Linked DNA regions of Mus musculus: region 1 is linked to region 2. Evidence: chromatin loops called from intact Hi-C (ENCODE). Cell type or tissue: heart. All regions are shown on one strand. Each heading gives the region's core, and the rest is flanking DNA. Links, peaks and the distances in the headings are about the cores only. Region 1 overlaps Homer2 (homer scaffolding protein 2). Region 2 holds the start of Homer2 (homer scaffolding protein 2).

Evidence for each region. A loop is a pair of places that touch in the nucleus more often than their neighbours do. Peaks named below come from ENCODE experiments on the same cell type or tissue, not always from the same donor. Only the 100,000 strongest peaks of a DNase experiment are listed, where the experiment ranks them.
Region 1: it touches region 2 in a loop (5-fold over the local background); 10 of 42 quality-filtered maps call a loop at or near these places.

Annotation. Positions count from the first base shown.
Region 1 is chr7:81,647,724-81,656,611 of GRCm38, reverse strand. It overlaps Homer2 (homer scaffolding protein 2), which reads left to right. Exons shown (of 9, transcript NM_001164086.1): 2 at 6,902-7,058. Among named protein-coding and RNA genes, the nearest start is that of Gm51279, 39 kb to the right of the region's middle. In heart, for the core only: no CTCF peak of the experiment used is centred there; no DNase peak of the experiment used is centred there; H3K4me3 peaks cover 804 bases; H3K27ac peaks cover 1,651 bases.
Region 2 is chr7:81,704,006-81,712,893 of GRCm38, reverse strand. Homer2 (homer scaffolding protein 2) reads left to right here and starts at 5,969. Exons shown (of 9, transcript NM_001164086.1): 1 at 5,969-6,135. The coding sequence starts at 6,131. It overlaps Gm32579 (a long non-coding RNA gene), which reads left to right. Exons shown (of 2, transcript XR_391652.2): 2 at 4,171-4,742. In heart, for the core only: no CTCF peak of the experiment used is centred there; DNase peaks (open chromatin) are centred at 4,943, 5,243 and 5,723; H3K4me3 peaks cover 1,618 bases; H3K27ac peaks cover 1,626 bases; H3K27me3 peaks cover 939 bases.

The DNA.
Region 1 (8,888 bases), core at 2,150-4,649, 54 kb after region 2:
CAAGTACTTGTGCATTCTTGGAACAAGAATAATCCTTTGTCCCTGAAAATGGGCAGAAGTGCTTGTATCATGCCCACCATTTTTTAGGCTTCTATGTATAGAATTTGTTCTTGCCCTTGCATGTGTCTGCATATTTGCTGGCACTTCACTTTTGTTTGCTGTTAACTTTATAATAATACATTTCAGCATCTGATACAGCTAAGTCTCTCCCATTGCTCTTCATTTTCAGACTTTTTAGTTTTTGGTCTTATTCACATAATGAGTTTTCTATACACATGACCTTGTCTAGTTCTAAAAATAATCCTGCTGATATTTTCATTATATTACTTACATATTAATTTAGAGGCAATTGACATCTTCATATTGATTTTCTTATGTGAGAATGGGGTATGTCATATTTATTAATGATTTCTTCAATGTACCTTTGAAGATTTTACATTTTTTATTATTTTTATTTTTGGTGGAAGTTTTATTTTTTAATATAGTTTTTTTTTGCATACTTCTTTTTTTGTTCTGTTTTGTTTTGATTTTTTCAAGACAGGGTTTCTCTGTGTAGCCCTGGCTGTTCTGGAACTCACTCTGTAGACCAGGCTGGCCTCGAACTCAGAAATCCACCTGCCTCTGCCTCCCAAGTGCTGGGATTAAAGGTGTGCAGCACCACGACCAGTTTACCTTTAATCCCAGCACTTGGGAGGCAGAGGCAGGTGGATTTCTGAGTTCGAGGCCAGCCTAGTCTACAGAGTGAGTTCCAGGACAGCCAGGGCTACACAGAGAAACCCTGTCTCAAAACAAAACAAAAAAAACAAAAAAAAAATTCATTGTAATTTCTATCTGGTTATCTGTGCTCATTGGTTTATTTTTTAATAGTGATTTTGTACCTCACCACCTTACTGAATTTTACTGTTCACGTGTGCAGTCATTTTGCAAATAGGGGTAACCATACTATTTGGATTTTGCATGAGAGTAGAACGCCAGTGTACGTGTGAATTAGATTTTCTGCTTGATAGAATATGTAAGAATCTCTGTCTGTGTTCCTCTGCCCCTGGTAGCGCTCCATCTGGGCTCTGGGTATTTGGCCTTACCGGCAAGAGGCCTGTTAGCCATCTGGAATGCTGGCTAGAGGCCAGGTAAGCAACGTTTCTGGCCCTTGCTTGGTATCCTCAGAGAGAGTGAGGAGTATGACCTGGTAATGTACATTTACAAGGCCTTAGGAACTATGAAAGCAAAGCAAACAAAATAAAAGTGGATTACACATGAGACTTCATGAAATGCCATGGTAGGACTTACAGCCAGCAGAGAGAGGAATTTTAGGTCCCCAAATGGTCCCTGTGTTGGCATGGACATGAGTGCTGGAAGAAGGACTGGGGCTAAGTTAGTTGTAGAATGCTCGCCTAGTGTGTGTGTGGCCCTGAGTGACCCGCAGTAGTCCCAAACAACAGAAGTCCTAAATGAAAGAGCCAAGGGACTGGGGAGATGGCATTCTTGCCACACAAGCTTGAGGGCCCTGTCTTTACATCCTGAACCAATGTAAAAGCCATGCTTGGTGGCATGCTCCTGTAACCCCAGCAACGGTGAGGTGGGAGGCAAGCAGAGACAGGCAGAGCCCTACCTATTGCCTGGCTACCTAGCCTGGCCTATGTGGTGACTCTTGTGTCAAACAAAAGGTGGGAAGTACCTGTGGTTGTTCTTTGACTTTTAAAGCAATACACACACACACATTTGCATGTGTACACAAACACACACACACACACACACACACACACACACACACACACACACGAACTGGTAGAGCAAGGTAGGTAGTCTGGAGCCTGTGAGTGTTCCCAAAGCCTGGAGCTGGTCCTATGAGGGGTAGAACAGAGAAACCTATGTTGCTGGCCAGGTAAGACCTTACCATCTAGCCTGGGGAATCTCTCCTTTAAGTACTGCATGGATGCTTATTTGAAGGGGCTCAAGAGTCAAGACTAAACGGGGAATGTTATGAGCCTTTGAGATGTTTAAATAGCTGCTCAAATAATTTCCGAATTATTTTTTGCAATTCAAATTAAATAGAGGCAGGAAAATAAGAGCCATGAGGCTTTATAGATTTATGTCAGAAAACAGCCAGGCACTGAGCAAGTGAAAGATTATGACAAGTTAAAACCTCATTTTTCTTTCTTTTCTGGAAGAAGAAAAAAAAAAAAAGTAGGCATGCCAGTTCTTTGCAGAATTACTTCACACGCAGCCAGAAATCGTTCAAAGCCGAAGTGGTAGCTCTGCCGAGGGGGTTGCATGTTTCAAATGTACATATGTTGCACAGAGCGTCTAATTATTCTTGGGGACAATTACTGTCAGGTTCCAAAATGTGCTCAATGAGCAGCAATTGGTGTTTATTCAGCTTTTAAAAGACTATGCAAGGGAACAGTAGGTTATATTGTCTGCCTGAGGAAGCATTTTGCCATCCGGAAACATCTGCTTTCTATTTAAAGCTGCAGAGAAGGAATGGGGTGTATTTCAAACATACTCCCCGAGCACCGCACACTAAGGAGAGAGGCATGAGACTGGATTTGAAGGTGGTTTCTCTGATCCACACCCCTCCGATGGTCCCTGATGGGAGGGGCCTGTGGCCTCCTGGGTGGGAAGCCCTCATTCTGTAGACTCTCCTTAGTGTGATTTGCACACATATAGGCCCTGACAGTGATGTCCTACTTACAACACTTTAACCTGCTCGGGTGAGGCTAAATTAGCTCTCAGAGTTGGGGTCTGTTTCTCTGAATTTAAAGCACTCCAGTTGTGTTCTTCTTGCTGCTCTGCAGGGTCTTGGGACCCTGAGCTCTGTGTGGAGAGCGCTGTCCCCTCACAGCTGTGAGGAGGAGCTGATGAGGACATTGCAGACGTCCTGTGAAGGACAGTGTATTAGTTAGCTAGCTCACTGTAGTAAACTACGACGTTAGCTGCTCAAGCCATATCTCTGTAAGGCAGGAGTCCGGATGCCCCTTACCTGGATGCAGTCCTGTGTCAGGTACTGTGATCAGGTAGGGGCTGGAGTCTCACAGGAAGGCTTGATGGCAGAAGGATCTGGTTTGTAATTCACATGGTTGTTGGTAGAATGTTGGCCCCTGGGGATAATGGGGATACGGGAGTGCCTTAATTCAGGACTCTTAATGTTCCTGAAAGCCGACAAGGGAGAGTCAGCTGGAAACAAGTCACACGCATGACAACCTGTGACCTTTGCCGTATTCTGTTGGTTAAGTGTCAGACTAAGTAGTGATAATCCTATGCAGGAGGCTGAAGGAGGAGAATCACAGATTGGGGTCCCTGGGGACGAACTGCCTAAAAAAAACAGCCCTGGACCCCAATCAATATCTCTTAATCAAACAAACAAGGCCAAACAACAAAGTAAGTCTCACCTTCAGGGGGAGATGACATCGGGAGCCACGTGAGAGCCTGTATACTACACACAGCTGCTGTGTTACATGGTTAAGAGAGAGTTAAAGTTCTCAGATATGCCACTCACTGTGTGACCCAGGCAGGCCTCCTGGCCATTCAGAGCCTCTCTCTCCCACCTGTACAGCACTTGCTCTACAGGATTATTGTGATCTTAAATGAGAAATCCCATATGCAGAATGCTAAGCAGTTGGTAAATGTCAGCGCCTGGCTGTTCTTTTCATCCTGGTCTTTTTTTTTTTCCTTCTTCTTGAAATAACATTAGACTTTTTGAATATCAGAAGAATAGCTTGAAACTCCCCAGTGCTCTCAGATTGGGTTATTCATGTGGAAATCCCAGTCCTGTGGGTGACTTGCTGGGTGGGCACTGAACTGCTATCAGAATGGCTGTGCAGGTCCAGGTCCTCTCCAGTCCCATCTCCATCCCCACCCCCTAAACCCCGTTCCTCATCACCATCTTTGTTTGCTGGGCTCTCAGGACCAAGGGAGGTAGCTCTGTAGCCTCAGCAGGGCCTTGGCTTTTTGGTATAGTGATCAGTTTCAGGATGGATGTGATGGAAGTCCCAGCAGTGCCCGTCCTAGGCCTCTCCCTGTAGAAAGCCTGGCTCTGGTGACTGGGCTATGGCCAGATGAGCCTGCTGTACCCCCTCCCCCCCAACTCCAGGTTGAGGTCCTGGAGGCAACTCAAGGTTTTCAGATTCCAGAGCTGAGAAGGCCAAGTTGGAGATGGCAGCCTCTTGTCTGAGGGTTCTCTTTGCCAAGTCATGCCAAGCAGACAGCAGGCCACTTTGGCCATATTCTAAGTCACAAAGCTCTGCCATCTTACCTTGCCTTCCAGTCTTCTTCCCTTTGACTGCCTCGTGTCCTCACTCCTACAGGTCTTAAGGTCACAGCACATACAGAAAGTCATTGCTGGAACACAGCAGACTCGCTACCTTCCCTCCCTCCTCCCTGATGAGAACACTGCCTCTGCTCTCTGACCAGAGAACCTCCGCCTCCCCTCAGCCCTTTCCTCACCCTTTGCATCCATGGAACCAGTCCTTGGTTCCACTGTTGACCCCCAGAGCTGTAGGAGACTTTTCAGGAGTAGATTGAGTCACTGTCAACCGTGTCATCCTAGATGAGAGACACTGGCTGTGGGGACCCTGTTGTTTTCTGAATCCTTGGGTAATGTCTAAGGGCAGGACTTCCCCAGGCACCTAGAACTCCTATCAAAGAGGCCCCAGGCCCTTTCACTAGAGAGTCAGGTGCCAGGGGCTAGGACAGGCTTGGGAGCTAGTAATTTTAGTAATCTTGGCTAATTGCTATCATGAAGGTTTAGCAAACCCTCGTCCACGCCTTGCGCTCTTGTGCACGAGTGTGTGTGTGTGTGTGTGTGTGTGTGCGCGCGCGCGCGCACGTAAGCAGTCCCAGATCCCCCTCCTCAGCGAGGGAGCAGGAGGGAAGGTCTGAAAGCTGGGGCTCCATCCCTGAAAGGAGCTCTTCTCTGACCCTCGGACTGCCAGTTAATGCTGTGGTAGAGTACAGCAGAGATTTAGTATAATTTAGTCCCCCCATGCTCTCTGTGGCGACAGCTGCTCACCTAACTCCTCTCTCACATGTGCAGGCCGTTGCCTGAGAACGTATGCCTTTACAGTGTTGTACTTAGATGATTAGAAAGCTACAGTGCTGGCTGGTGAGTGGCACAGCTGGGCCATCCAGACGTCAGACTTCCCCACATGGTATTCATGGATATGCACTCCACAGCTTGGACTCTTGACGACAGATGTGAAACACTGTGGCAAGAATCTTCCTTTTCTTTCTACAGCTGTCATGCAGCCACTGGAAGGGTGTGGATCTAGGGTGAAGCCAGGGAGTGAACTTGAGACTTACTGATGGAAATGCCTGAGTAACCCACACTCCCACTGGTATTTTGCCTGCTCCCTGGGCCTAGAGAGGGCCCAGGGATGCCGGCCTCCAGCTGCTCCTCTGGAGTACCAGCTCTAGAAGCAGCAATATTGACATTATCTTCTTCGCAGACTCTTCCAGAGGTCCTGAGTTCCTCTAACACCATGCCAATATCCATGATATTATCTGACATCCCTTGTACGAGGCTCAACGAGTAAATTGCTTTCCTAGAATAAAGTTTCCCCCTGAGAGCTGTGTTTCCAGTAATGAGTCTTCTGCAGGCACTGTGTGGGGGAAGGCGGTGGGGGTGGGGGTGGGGGTCGGGGGGGGGGCAGGATGGGAGAGAGCTCAGAGACTCCTGCCCAACCCCTCCTCACTGACAGCATAGCCACTTGAGAGTTCCCTGCCCTTTGAATTTCTGTGTCCACTCAGGTGTCCTGTTCTTTATCATCGCTTTTGACATTGCCAGGACTTTGAAAATTAATTTGACTAAGCCAAAATCAAACCTTTAGGTTTAATTGTATCTTTAATCAATACTTAGTAATCTATAGTGTTTTTGTGACTTTATTTTTGCATGCTGGTGGCTCCCCTCCCCAGTTTTTGTCTTATTTTGAACTTAGAAGAATTTTGGAGTTTGCCTACAAAGCCTTTTTTTAAAAAGCAGATTTTGTGATGAGTCTGTGTTTCAATTTTTTTTGTTACTTTGTTAAGCAAATATCTCAAAGCATGACTGTGCAGTGGATTCTATTATAATTTAAAAACCTGTCTTAGTTATTAATCTCTATTGTCAGGACCTAATTAATTCTTTACTAAACAGAGAGAAACAGAGATAATGTGTTAATTTGGTTAATTTTTTTAGCAGTCAGAGGAAGTGTTCACAGGCATGTGGGATGAAAGAGAGTTCAGTCAGAGCAGGAAGGAGACTCGGTAAAGATTAGACTAGACGGAGGGTCTACAGAAATCCTGACAGCCTCTCTAAACTGCATAGTCCTTACAGGTTTCAAAAGCGAACTGGCGATGCTTCCAAGGCTATAAAATAATCCTGTCATTCAAAACAGCTCCCCAAATCTGAGAAATACTGAATATTAAGCTTCAAGTGGGTTACAGAATCCTAAAATCAATGCAGATTCTCCCAAAATAAAATTTTTTAATTTTCTAAAATGAATTAGTTCCAAAGAGTCCCTCACCCCCACAAATGCCAACAGGGTGTCAGGAAAAAAATAGAACTCTTGACAGCAATGTAAAAACTCTCAACGAAGAATTTCATTTTAAGCAAATTGCTCATTAGGCCAGTTGCCCAGCAGCCTCCAGGTAGTGCAGCTAAATGGAGTGTGGGCTGCAGAAACCACTCACAGGGATACTGTCCTCCTCCTTCCCCTCCACTCCCTCCTCCTCCTCCCCCTACTCCTCCTCCTCTTTCTCCTCCCCCTCCCTCTTCTTCCTCCTCCTCATTTTAATTGTTCTCATACATATGTATCTTTGCCAATAAGCTACTTGAAATTGTATGAGACGGTGGGTGGCCTAGAAATCATAAATTATACATTAGGTCAAGTCCCATCATTTCACACACACATCTGTCCTGTTGCAGAGAACAGCCCATCTTCACCACGCGAGCGCACGTCTTCCAGATTGACCCCAGCACCAAGAAGAACTGGGTGCCGGCAAGCAAGCAGGCCGTCACGGTTTCCTACTTCTATGATGTCACCAGGAACAGCTATCGGATCATCAGTGTGGATGGAGCCAAGGTACTGGCCTGCCAGACAGTTTTGACATCCTCACTTAGTTTGATTCCAAAGCAGTTTGGTGCATTTGAAAGATGAAGGGTTCCGGAAGCTGTATCCCAAACCCTGCTGTCTTATCGCAGACCTGCATAACAAATGGAGCGTGGGCTGCAGAACAGTCTGCATAATCATGTATCTTCTTGCTCTTTCTTTTCCACCTAAAATCATGGCAAATGAGTAAAAAGACAGGTCTCCCGTTACCTCACTGTCTCCATAATTAACATTTTAATGCCCATGCAGTGGTTACTATAAGAGCCTGTAATGATCTTAATTTGTTAAGATGGCTTCAGTTTCTTGCTGTTATAGATGCTAAGCATTCCCCGTGTAGTGGATATCCCCAGTTGTTCCTTTCATACCTACTGCTTCCTTTTGAATGGTTCCTCGGGGTAGACTCCTACAGGTAATATTATAGGCCGTGCTATTACCACTTTACGACCCTCGATGCATACTTCCGGCATGCTTTTTCTCACAGCCTGTATGACGATGCTAGTTTATTGCACTCTTGCAATCAATGAGTATTGCCTCTAATCTGATTCTGGAATTATTAGACATGGGAATTAATTTTTATTAAATAAGTTAGGAGTATTTCTTCTCTTTTCTTTTTTGGAGCAGGAGGTTGTGATATAGCTCCGGCTAGATGGGAACTGGAGGCAATCCTCCTGCCTCAGTCTCCTGAGTACCGGAATTACAGGCATGGCCTATCATATTTGATTTAGTATTTCTAACAATACTGTGTATTCCTGATATTTCATCCTTCTCTGCTATTATCCCTGTCTGTATTTTGGCCACATTATTTGTGGGAAGAGAATAAAGGGATGCCAGCCAAAGTACTGTCATGTCCTTAAAAATAAATAAGCCTTCTGCATCAAAGTCTTTCTGCCTCTACTCTGTGACCACTGGATATTTCTCTGGGCTGACGTGTCACCTGACATTCAGTGTGTTTGAAGGTAAAACCCCCTAATCACCATCTAAACCACGATTCTAGTTCTATTTTCTAGTATTTGGTATAAAAACCAAAACAGCGTATATCTGGTTTGTTTTAAAGCTGCAGCTCTTGTTGTAGCACCAGATGTGCTCGGACCCCAGCTGCATCTCTTTGCTGGTGGCTCCTCACCTACTGTCTGTGGTCCCTCGTGGATTCTGTGGCAAGGCCAGCTTTCCTAGACAGTAGAAAGTAAAAGGGCCGGGAGCTGAGCAGTAGAATGGAGCCTATTCACCGTCCCCTCTTAGCCAATAGAGAGAGAGGGAGGGAGTCTTCATTACAAGGTCCCCTGGTAAGGCAGGAGACCTTCCTCCTCTGATGCAGCACCCTGGCTTTCCTCCAGGCGTCTAATTGGTCTCACGGTCCTTTCTTTCTCTTTCAATTTCCACATAGGTAGTGGGGTTTTACACTCTTGGGGAGGTATGGCAAGCTGGTACTGGTGCCCAGTCCTGACTCATTGGGTAGGCACAAGGTTCACTCTGGCAACTAGAGAAGCTTTTCCTGCCGGGCAGTGGTAGCACATGCCTTTAATCCCAGCACTTGGGAGGCAAAGGCAGGCAGATTTCTGAGTTCAAGGCCAGCCTGGTCTACAGAGTGGATTCCAGGACAGCCAGGGCTACACAGAGATACCCTGTCTCGAAAAAACAAAAAAAGAGAGAGAGGGGGAGAGAGAGAAGCTTTTCCTGATATTTTTCATTCAGGGAGTGTGTGTCCTCTATCATTTCAGAGAACAGCAGTTGTTCTGATGAACAACTTAAGAGACTAAAGAATTAGTTCTTCCAACTAAGCAGCTGCGATAGAGCACTGGGGGC
Region 2 (8,888 bases), core at 4,276-6,775:
TGTGTGTGTGTGTGAGAGAGAGAGAGAGAGAGAGAGAGAGAGACAGACAGACAGACAGACAGACAGACAGACAGCAGACACAGAGAGACAGACAGAGAGACAGACAGGATGTGTCAAGTTATCATAGTTAGTTCTCTTCTTCTACCATGTTCCAGGGATTGAACTCATGTCCTCAGGAGTGGCAAAAAGTGCCCTTATATGCTGGGCTATCTCATCATCCTATTTATATTTTTAAATAAATATTTTATTTCAGATAATTTTAGACTTTGGCGGAAAGTTTTAAACATAGTATAGAAAGCCAGATGTGGCACATGCACCTTTCATCTCCGTACTTGGGAAGCAGAAACAGACAGATATCCGTGAGTTAGAGACCAGCTTGGTGTACATACTAAGTTCCTGTACAGCCAGAGCTTCATAATGAGATTCTGTTTTAAAAACAAACAAATGAACAAACGAACAAACAAACAAAAATCAGAAATCATATAGAATGTTCCCATAGTCCCTTCTCCCAACCATCCTCTTATATTTATTGTTGTTTTAAGTTTTATTTACCTCTATTTTATATGCATTAGTGTTTTGCCTGCATGCATGTCTTTGTGAGTGTCAGATCTTAGACAGTTTTAAGCTGCTATGGGAGTGCTAGGATTTGAACCCAGGACCTCTGGAATAGCAGTCAGCACCCTTAACCACATTTCTTTAGCCTTTGTTTTTGTTTTTAAGGCAGGGGTTTTACTATTTAGCTCTGGCTGTCTTGAAAAACTTACTGTGTAAGGCTGATCTTGAACTCAAAGATTTGAATGCCTCTGACACCTGAGTGCTTGGATTAAAGGGATAAGGTATTTTGGCTGCCCAGTTTCCCCTTTTAACATCTTATATTACCACGAGACCTTTGTTATTTAAGTAAGGGATCAACAGGGTTACATTATTAACAAACTCTAGATTTGTAAGTTTTAGATTTTTTTTTAAGTTGTATTTATTTTTTGTGGGGGCAGGGAGGCTTGCATGCCTTGGTGTACATGGGAGGTCAGAACACATGTGTAGAGTAAGAGTTCTCTCCTGTTTACGTGTTTTTGGAGACTGAATGTCAGTTTCCAGGTCTGTTTAGCAACCACCTCTACCCAATGAGTCATCTGGACAACTCAAGATTTAATCAGGTTTTCTCCTTTCAGGATCTAATCTAGATACCATATTGGTAGTTGCCACATTCCATAGTCTCCTCTGGTCTTGGTAGCTCTCCCATCTTCTCTTGTACATGATGACCATGACAGCTTTGAGAATTGGCCAGGCATTTACAAACGGTTTCTCACATTAACACTGCCTGTAGTACTTCTCATGAACAGACTGGTGTTATGGATTCGGAGGGAAATACCACATAAGTGAAGGCCCTCTTTGTCATACCCTCTCAAAAGAAGTATATAACGTCCACGAGACATCACTGGTGATAGTAACCTTGGCTAGTCTTGTGGTTAAGACAGCAGCTGCCAGGGGCTTTCACTATCGAGGAACTGTTCCACTTTCCATATCTTATTCTTTGGAATCAAGTCACTAAGTTCTGCCTATCCTTATGTGGAGCATAGGAGATGGTGATGGTAGTTTAAACCATCCTACATATATTTATTTTATACATCTCACCATTGTTGTATATCCTTTTGGGGGGCGGCAGGAGTGAAAGTCTCACTCTTCAGCCCTGATTGGCCTGGATCTTCCTGCCTCTGCCTCTGAGTGGCTGGGATTGCAAGCACATGCCACCATGCCTGGAACATCTGTATCCTTTGACACCGTCTATACCAAGTCAGGTTGGTTTGTTTCTGTTTGTTTAGGGAGAACATCTCACAGCATAGCCCAGACTGACCTTGGACTTGTAGTGATCTTCCTTAGCCTCCTTAGTGCTGGGATTACAGCTGGAATTCTGTCGTTTGGGGCCATGTTCTTCTTAATATTATTTTTTTTGGAAAGACAGGATGCTTTAAGTGAAGCTGGCAAGGTGGCTCAGTGGGTAAAGTTCAATACCCAGAACTCACAGCAGAAGGGAAGGACTTCCTAAAGCTGTCTACACCATGTGCACCATAGCATGAATATCTGCACTTGAACAAAGCATGCACACACAATAAGTACTTCTACTACCGCTACTGCTACTACTACAACTAGTAGTAGTCATAACTTTAAAGATGTCTCAGAGGCTCAACTTACCTTTTTCCTGCCTCGCATCTCCAGAAGCTAGCCCTTGAGAGCAAGAAGCCAGCAAGTTATGGAGTACTACTAGCTTGCTAGGCACAGAGTCTGCATGGTGCTTCTTTGCCCAGGAGTCTCTGGCGAGCTAGTAGGCACGAGGGAGCTGCTCTGTTTCCATTTGTTGTGACACTAGTAGTGGAGCTCAGGGCTTTGGGGATGCAGGCAAGCATGCTGCCACTGAGCTGCAGCCGTCCCTTCATTTCCTTACTTTACTGACTTGGCTATAGCTTGCTGACAAGCTCTTCAAGGTTATCTGATCTGGTCCAGTTAGGACGCAGAATCCTCAGCCCAAGGTCTGTGCCCAGTGATCACCAGATCTGATACCCGCACAGAATGACAAATGTTCTGAGTCCCTGAGCTTATGGTGGTCAGAGTGTGGCCTCCAGCCTTCAGAAGCAGCACTCGCCCTATTTCCAACTACAGCTTTGTCTAACACTCTGTTTTTAAAATTTTTTCCCAACTCCTATGTTTATGGTTTTTTTTTCTTATTACTCTTACAGTTTCCATTCCCTCCATTCCTCCATTCCTCCTGACCTCTCCTCTCCCCGAGAACCACCCTTTCTCCATTTTTCTTCAGAAAAAGAATATCCCTAGGAGTAGGGATATCAACCGAACACAGCAAAGCAAGGTAAAATAGGACTGAGCACAAACCCTTATATCAAGGCTGGATGAGGCAACCCAGTAGGAGGATAAGGGTCCCAAGAGCAGGCAAAAGACACCCCCCCACACACTGTTAGGAGTCCTACAAGAACACCAAGCTACACAATTATAACATATATGCAGAGACCCTAGTTCAGACTCATACAGGATCTGATTGTCCCTTCAGTGTCTGTGAGCTCCATGAACCTTGCTTAGTTGATTCTGTGGGCTGTGTTCTCCTGATATCTTTGACCCTTCTGGCTCCCACAATCCTTTCTCCCTGTCTTCTTATGGGGTTCCCCTGGCTCTGCCTAGTGTTTGGCTGTAATTCTTCTGTTTCTTTTCTTTTCTTTTTCTTTTTTTAAGATTTATTTAGTTTTATGTATGTGAGTACACTGTAGCTGTACTGATGATGGTTGTGAGCCATCATGTGGCTGCTGGAATTTGAATTCAGTTGAGCCTGCTCAACTCTGTATTTATTATTATATCTAAGTACACTGTAGCTGTCTTTAGACAGTACCAGAAGAGTGTGTCAGATCTCATTATCAGATGATTGTAAGCCACCATGTGGTTGCTGAGATTTGAACTCAGGAACGTCAGAAGAGCAGTCAGAGCTCTTAATGGTTGAGCCATCTCTCTAGCCCCAATTCTTCTGTTTCTAATTTTACTTCTCTCCTATCTGTTCTCTCCTGCATGCTCACTAGGTGTCCTTGCTTCCTCAGAGGCTCTCCAGGTAAATCTTGCCCCAGCCTTTCCTGCCTGAGGCAAAACCTCTTCCCTTCTCCAGGACTAGTTCATCTATTAGGCTCAGATCACACTCTCCCCTGTTTTCTCCAAGACCACGGTCTTTCTTTCTCAGCTTTGTCCTCACCACCGGCACCTTTTATACCCAGCTAACTGGCCTATGTAGACTCTCTCTAGCCTGGCCTTAGCCACGGGCACAGAGTCTCTTCCTTTCAGCCTTCTCCATTGTCAACTAGGGTATTGATCACAGGGAGGAGTGATGCTCCACAGTAAGTGTTTGCCAGCAAGACCTCTAACTGGGAAGTGAATGCCCATCTCTTGGGAAGAGTCCAAGATGATGAGAGAGTGCAGTGAAGATGACTCGAGAAAATGAGACGGAGTAGGGAGCCATCAGAGAGAACTGCCCGGGAAGCCTTGGGTTGAAGGAGAGGAGAAGAGTAGCAGAGTCCACTTTCTCCACACCCCTCTTCCTAGAGTAGCTTGGAGAAGGTGAAGAAAGCACATCCCTTCCCAGACCTTGAGTTTGATCCACCCTTCCTCTCTCTCTTCCCTCAGAGCCTTCTACACAGAGGACAGCCAATTTAACCACAGAGCACTGGCTGCGATTCACCACCCCACCTGCTTGGCCTCATTGCATCCTGCCAAGGTGATGTGGGTGCACCCTGTCTATCTGAGGAGCAAAGAGATGGACCTCCCAGCCAGGGCTTGAACACCACTGGGCTCCTTTGCTCAGAGTCTTGTTTTCCATACCCCTAACACACATTTGCTGGCTCCTGCTTTTGATCCTCCTACTTCTGGCTTCTTTCTGGGACTTTACCAGTGACCCCTTCCCTTCAGCACCTTGGCACAGCCCTGGTCTTTGGAATTCAGCTTGTGTTAGAAGAACTTCCTCTGGGGCTGACTGTTCATTAGTCTTGGCTCTAAACAGAGTCACCTGTGTGCACAGATCCTGACCAATTTTGTATAGATAGGGCTTGGTCTGTTTACTTATTCATTCAACAAATATTGGTGGAAGACTTTGAATTCCCATTGTAGGTAGTAGAGGTTACAATTATGGGCAAAAAGCCACATCTTTCTAAGAGTTTGCAGGTGTGTCTGGAATATTAAACCAATAATTTTACACGAGATACTACTAACAGTAAGTGCAAGGAAGAAAAATGGACCGGAACAATGCCATCCACGGCCTTCGGTTAAGCCCCTAAGGGACGCGACAGTGTAACAGTGATCTGAAGCACATGTAGGAATGAAGGGGAAAAAAATCTTCCCAGACAGAAAGAAGAGCACGTGGGTAGGCTGAGAGAATGGCCAGCTGGCTGGAGTGCGGCGAGCAAGGGCAAAGTGAGAGGGCTGGAGGTGGTAGTGGACTGGCCAGGCTCATCCCAAGGACAGTGGGAGGGGAGCCTCAGATCAACTTGTATTTCAGAAATTACTGACCACCGTTTAGAAATGGGGTGGGTGCTCTTGTGAGGTGAAGGAGCTAGGTAGCTAGTCACAGTGGCCTGAAGGGAAATGAGGGCAGGGGCACGGTGGTGGCCCTATTCCAGTTGCTTGTCCTTGCCTTCTCCTCCCAGTCCCTGTCTGTCCAGAGATGCCAGGCTTGTGTGGGCAATGTGTGCTCAGCCGAAGACAATCCCGTGGAAGGCCCAGTGTGGGGTGATGGTTAGGTTGGCTCCAGTGCTGGCCTTTGGTAGGGAATCATAGCCAAGCTTAAGGAAGCCTCTCAAATTTTGCCAACTCGCTATGCTGAGGGTGTGCGTTTCTGTCTTTACCCAGGGAAGAGTTCAGGGAACCTGCTTTGGGCTACAGAATCCTCCTTGCCATCTTACCCTCCAGGATTTTAAGGCCACTCAGCCAGACAGGTGGGCAGGAAGACGAAGGTGGGCATTAAATGGGGTGGGGAGCAAATCGTGGTCCTGCCCATCTCAGACTCTGGAGACGTGAGATCTAATCTGAGACTGTGACCTTGGTCACATCATTTCTCCTCCCTGGGGGGCTTCGGTTCCCTCATCTGCAAACTAAAGGTGGCCAAAAAGTCCCTGCCAGCTGCGACTTCAAGTCCAGCAGGTGGGACATCCCGTCCGAGGCGCGGCGCCAAGCTTGGCAGGGCGCGCGGGTGCGGGGTCGACACAGGAGAGGAGGGGGCTGCTGGAAGAAGCGGCGACTGCGCGGCAGCGCGGGGGACGCTGCACACGCTGCCGCGCCCCCAGCTCCAGGCGGGCGGCGGCGGCCCGGGGGCCACGAGGTTACGTAAGGAGCGGGCGGGAGGGACCGGCGGCTCCGCCCGAGCGCGGCCGCCCAGCCCCCGGCCGCCCAGCCCCCGCCCTCCCGCCCGCCCGCGCCTGGCGGCGGCCCCGACACCGGCAGAGCAGCCGCGCAGCCGGCGGAATGGAACGGCGCCGGGGCTGAGCCGGGCGCACTCGGGCCGCCGCATGTGCCGCGCGGGGAGCAGCTGCCGAGCGGGCGGAGAGCGAACGCCAGGGGCCCCGTCGGAGCGGCCGCACGAGCAGCGCCGGAGATGGGGTGAGTGAGCTCGCGGAGCGCCCGCGAGGGGCTACGGGCCGCCGGTCGCGTGCTGCGGCGGGAGCTCGGGGCGCCCCCGGCCTGGGCGCGGACTTTGCGCCTGGAGCCCACGGCCCTTCCCGTCTCAGCCAGCCGGGCGCGGAGACACCTGGCGGGGACCCGCACCCGGGCTGGTCTCGGCGCCTCGGCCATTCCGCGGTCTCCTTGCCCCTAGCGCGAGCAACTCCAGGGCCTGGGTTTGTGAGTGTGAAAAGCAGTTTGCCTTTCTTCACGGCTGCATTTACAGCCAGCGACATAGAAATCGAAGTTTTCCTGGAAAGGAAACACACCCAATAATAACCCTTCAGCGTAGGAATAGTGGACTTGTAGGCAGCGTTGAGATGCGACAATCTGTTAGGCACCTAGGTGAGGCTCCAGATGCTTGGGAGGGAAGTTGGAGCACTCAGTTGAAGTGACTAATGCTCCTGAGTATATAAAGTAATTTTAAAAGCAGGATTGATTTCTCTTCGGCGTCTCTCCGAGCAGTAGGCGCTGTGAGTCAGGAGCCACTGTGCTAATAACACAGTAACTCTTTACATCTGCTCGCCGATGTGAGCGCACACTCATGGTGTTTCAGTCTCTATGCGAGATATGGTTTGTGTGCTTGCTCTCCACAAGAGGAAACTGAGGCCGGTTTAGTTGGGAGACTTCTCCCAGCTTGAACAGCTGATACATTTGTAAAAGGGGAATACTTAGTGTGTGGTTGCTCACCGGCAGAAGCTAGGCCACTGCCTGACTGGCCATGAGGATGGTTAAGGACATCAGAGGTCTGTCTTCTGCTGCTGAGCCCAGTGTTCTTCAAACAGCCTTTCATGGGGCCCAGAGGCCTCTGCTGTGTAGGTGGTCTAGAGAACTAGCTTCCCTTTGGGGATGGGTGCCATGGGAAGAGTCATGATCGCCCTGGTGGCCCCACCAGCCCCTATGGGGCAGTGGCTTTACTGTGCTTAGCTCCAGACAAGCCTCAGGAGTGGCTTTCTCCGTGGAGCTGGTAGAGTTTTGGAGGGAGCAGAGGCAAGCAAGGTAGAGCTCCGGGTAGGAGAGCAGATGGCTGTGGACGCCAAGATGGAACAAGGGGGACAGAGGGCCCATCGGAAGTTTGCTTAGGAATATTGATGCCTATCCAAGAGACTTATGTTGGACGACTGGGAGGCCAGAGATAGACAGTCATCCTACCCAGAAGGCAGATTTTTGTAACATTTTCAGCCATCTCTCAGCAGATATGAAAGAACTCATCTTTGAGCAGAAGGAATCTTTGAGACGCTCAGGTTTCATAGTTAAAAAACAAAAGCTTTGGGAAGGAGTTGGCACACGTGGAAGGTAAAAGGACCTGGTGATTTTAACTCTTCCTCTGCCCCTCCCCCTCGGGTGACACAAAACCAGTGAGCCTACTTGCAAATCAGAAACAAATACTGAAACTCTGGGGTTAAAATAGGTCTGTGGGAATGAAAACATTTACTCATAAAAGCTCAAAGAAAATTCCAGAAAATAATTTTTGTTTGTGTAAAAGCAGGGAGGAGTAGCTTGGGCATTTTGTTTAAACGCAGCACATGTCTTTCATGTCATTTTAACATCACTCAATAAATGGGTATTACTCACTTCTTGTAGCGAATGGCTGGTTTGTAGCTCTTACCTCTCCCTGCCATTTTACCATATATTTTCTTCTGTAGTTTATGTGACTGTACAAGCCATGGTTATAAACTGAGATGGGGCTAAAGGCTGGATAAATAGTTTAGACGGAGGAGGTGGATGGAGGGAGCCATTTTAATAAAAGATAGAACCACTGCCATCCTTTCTGGGAGTTGTACAGGATGAGCATGGGAGGGAAGCACCAACAAGAAGCAGCCTGTGGCAGACCTGGCTAGAGTTTTGTCAGACCTCCTCAGGGCTCTGCAGTGTAGACAGATGAGACATGGGTTTAAGGAAATAAAAACCAACTGCCTGAGTGGTTTCCTTTCTTTGGTGAGGCTCTATTCCCCCTTAGGTGTCTACTGCCCTTTTCCTTCTGCGAAGTGTTCTGCATTAAGTATGTGCTATCTCCAGTGTTTGCTCCCGTTCCCTCCCTGAGGCAGCTGTTTTCAACTGGCTCCTTTCAGATGTTGCTCGCCCTTTTTGTCCATGCTTCTGGCTCCTCTTTCTTGGACCAAGTGGCAGTTACAGACCAAAGGAACCTCTCCCTCCATCTTCCTGCCCTTCCTACAGCAAGAAGGAAGCTTATAGTAAGAATTTTGGTTTCTTTACAAAACACAGAAATATTGTAAGAATGTTTTCGTTTTAATCCCAGGTGTGGGATACGGGGCTCCTTCAGACTGTCCACAGCAGCTGATTGTGATTTGCCTTGTCCTCTGGCAGGGGTGTGATTTTGCCTGCAGTAGATAGTCTCTGCGATTGTCTGACTATTGGCATTTTGGGGACTTTTCAGAGGGTATAAATGCTAGAGCCCCAAGAGGGTGTGGGTTGTTGGTTGGTAGCAGGTTGTTAAGTAGTCATGTGCAAAGAAGAAACATCAAGAGGAAATTAGATATTCTGGTGGTGAAGATCAAACTTGCCCCCAAGGAACTTGATGTCCCTAACCATTAGGAAATAGTCTAACAATAATGTTACCCGCTTTCCCCTCCATCCTTTTTTCTCTCCTATCTAGTGTTAGGAGGTTGAAAGGTGGAAAAAGAATGGAGAAGGATGGAAGAAAGAAGAACCCACAAAGTAGCCAAAGTCGG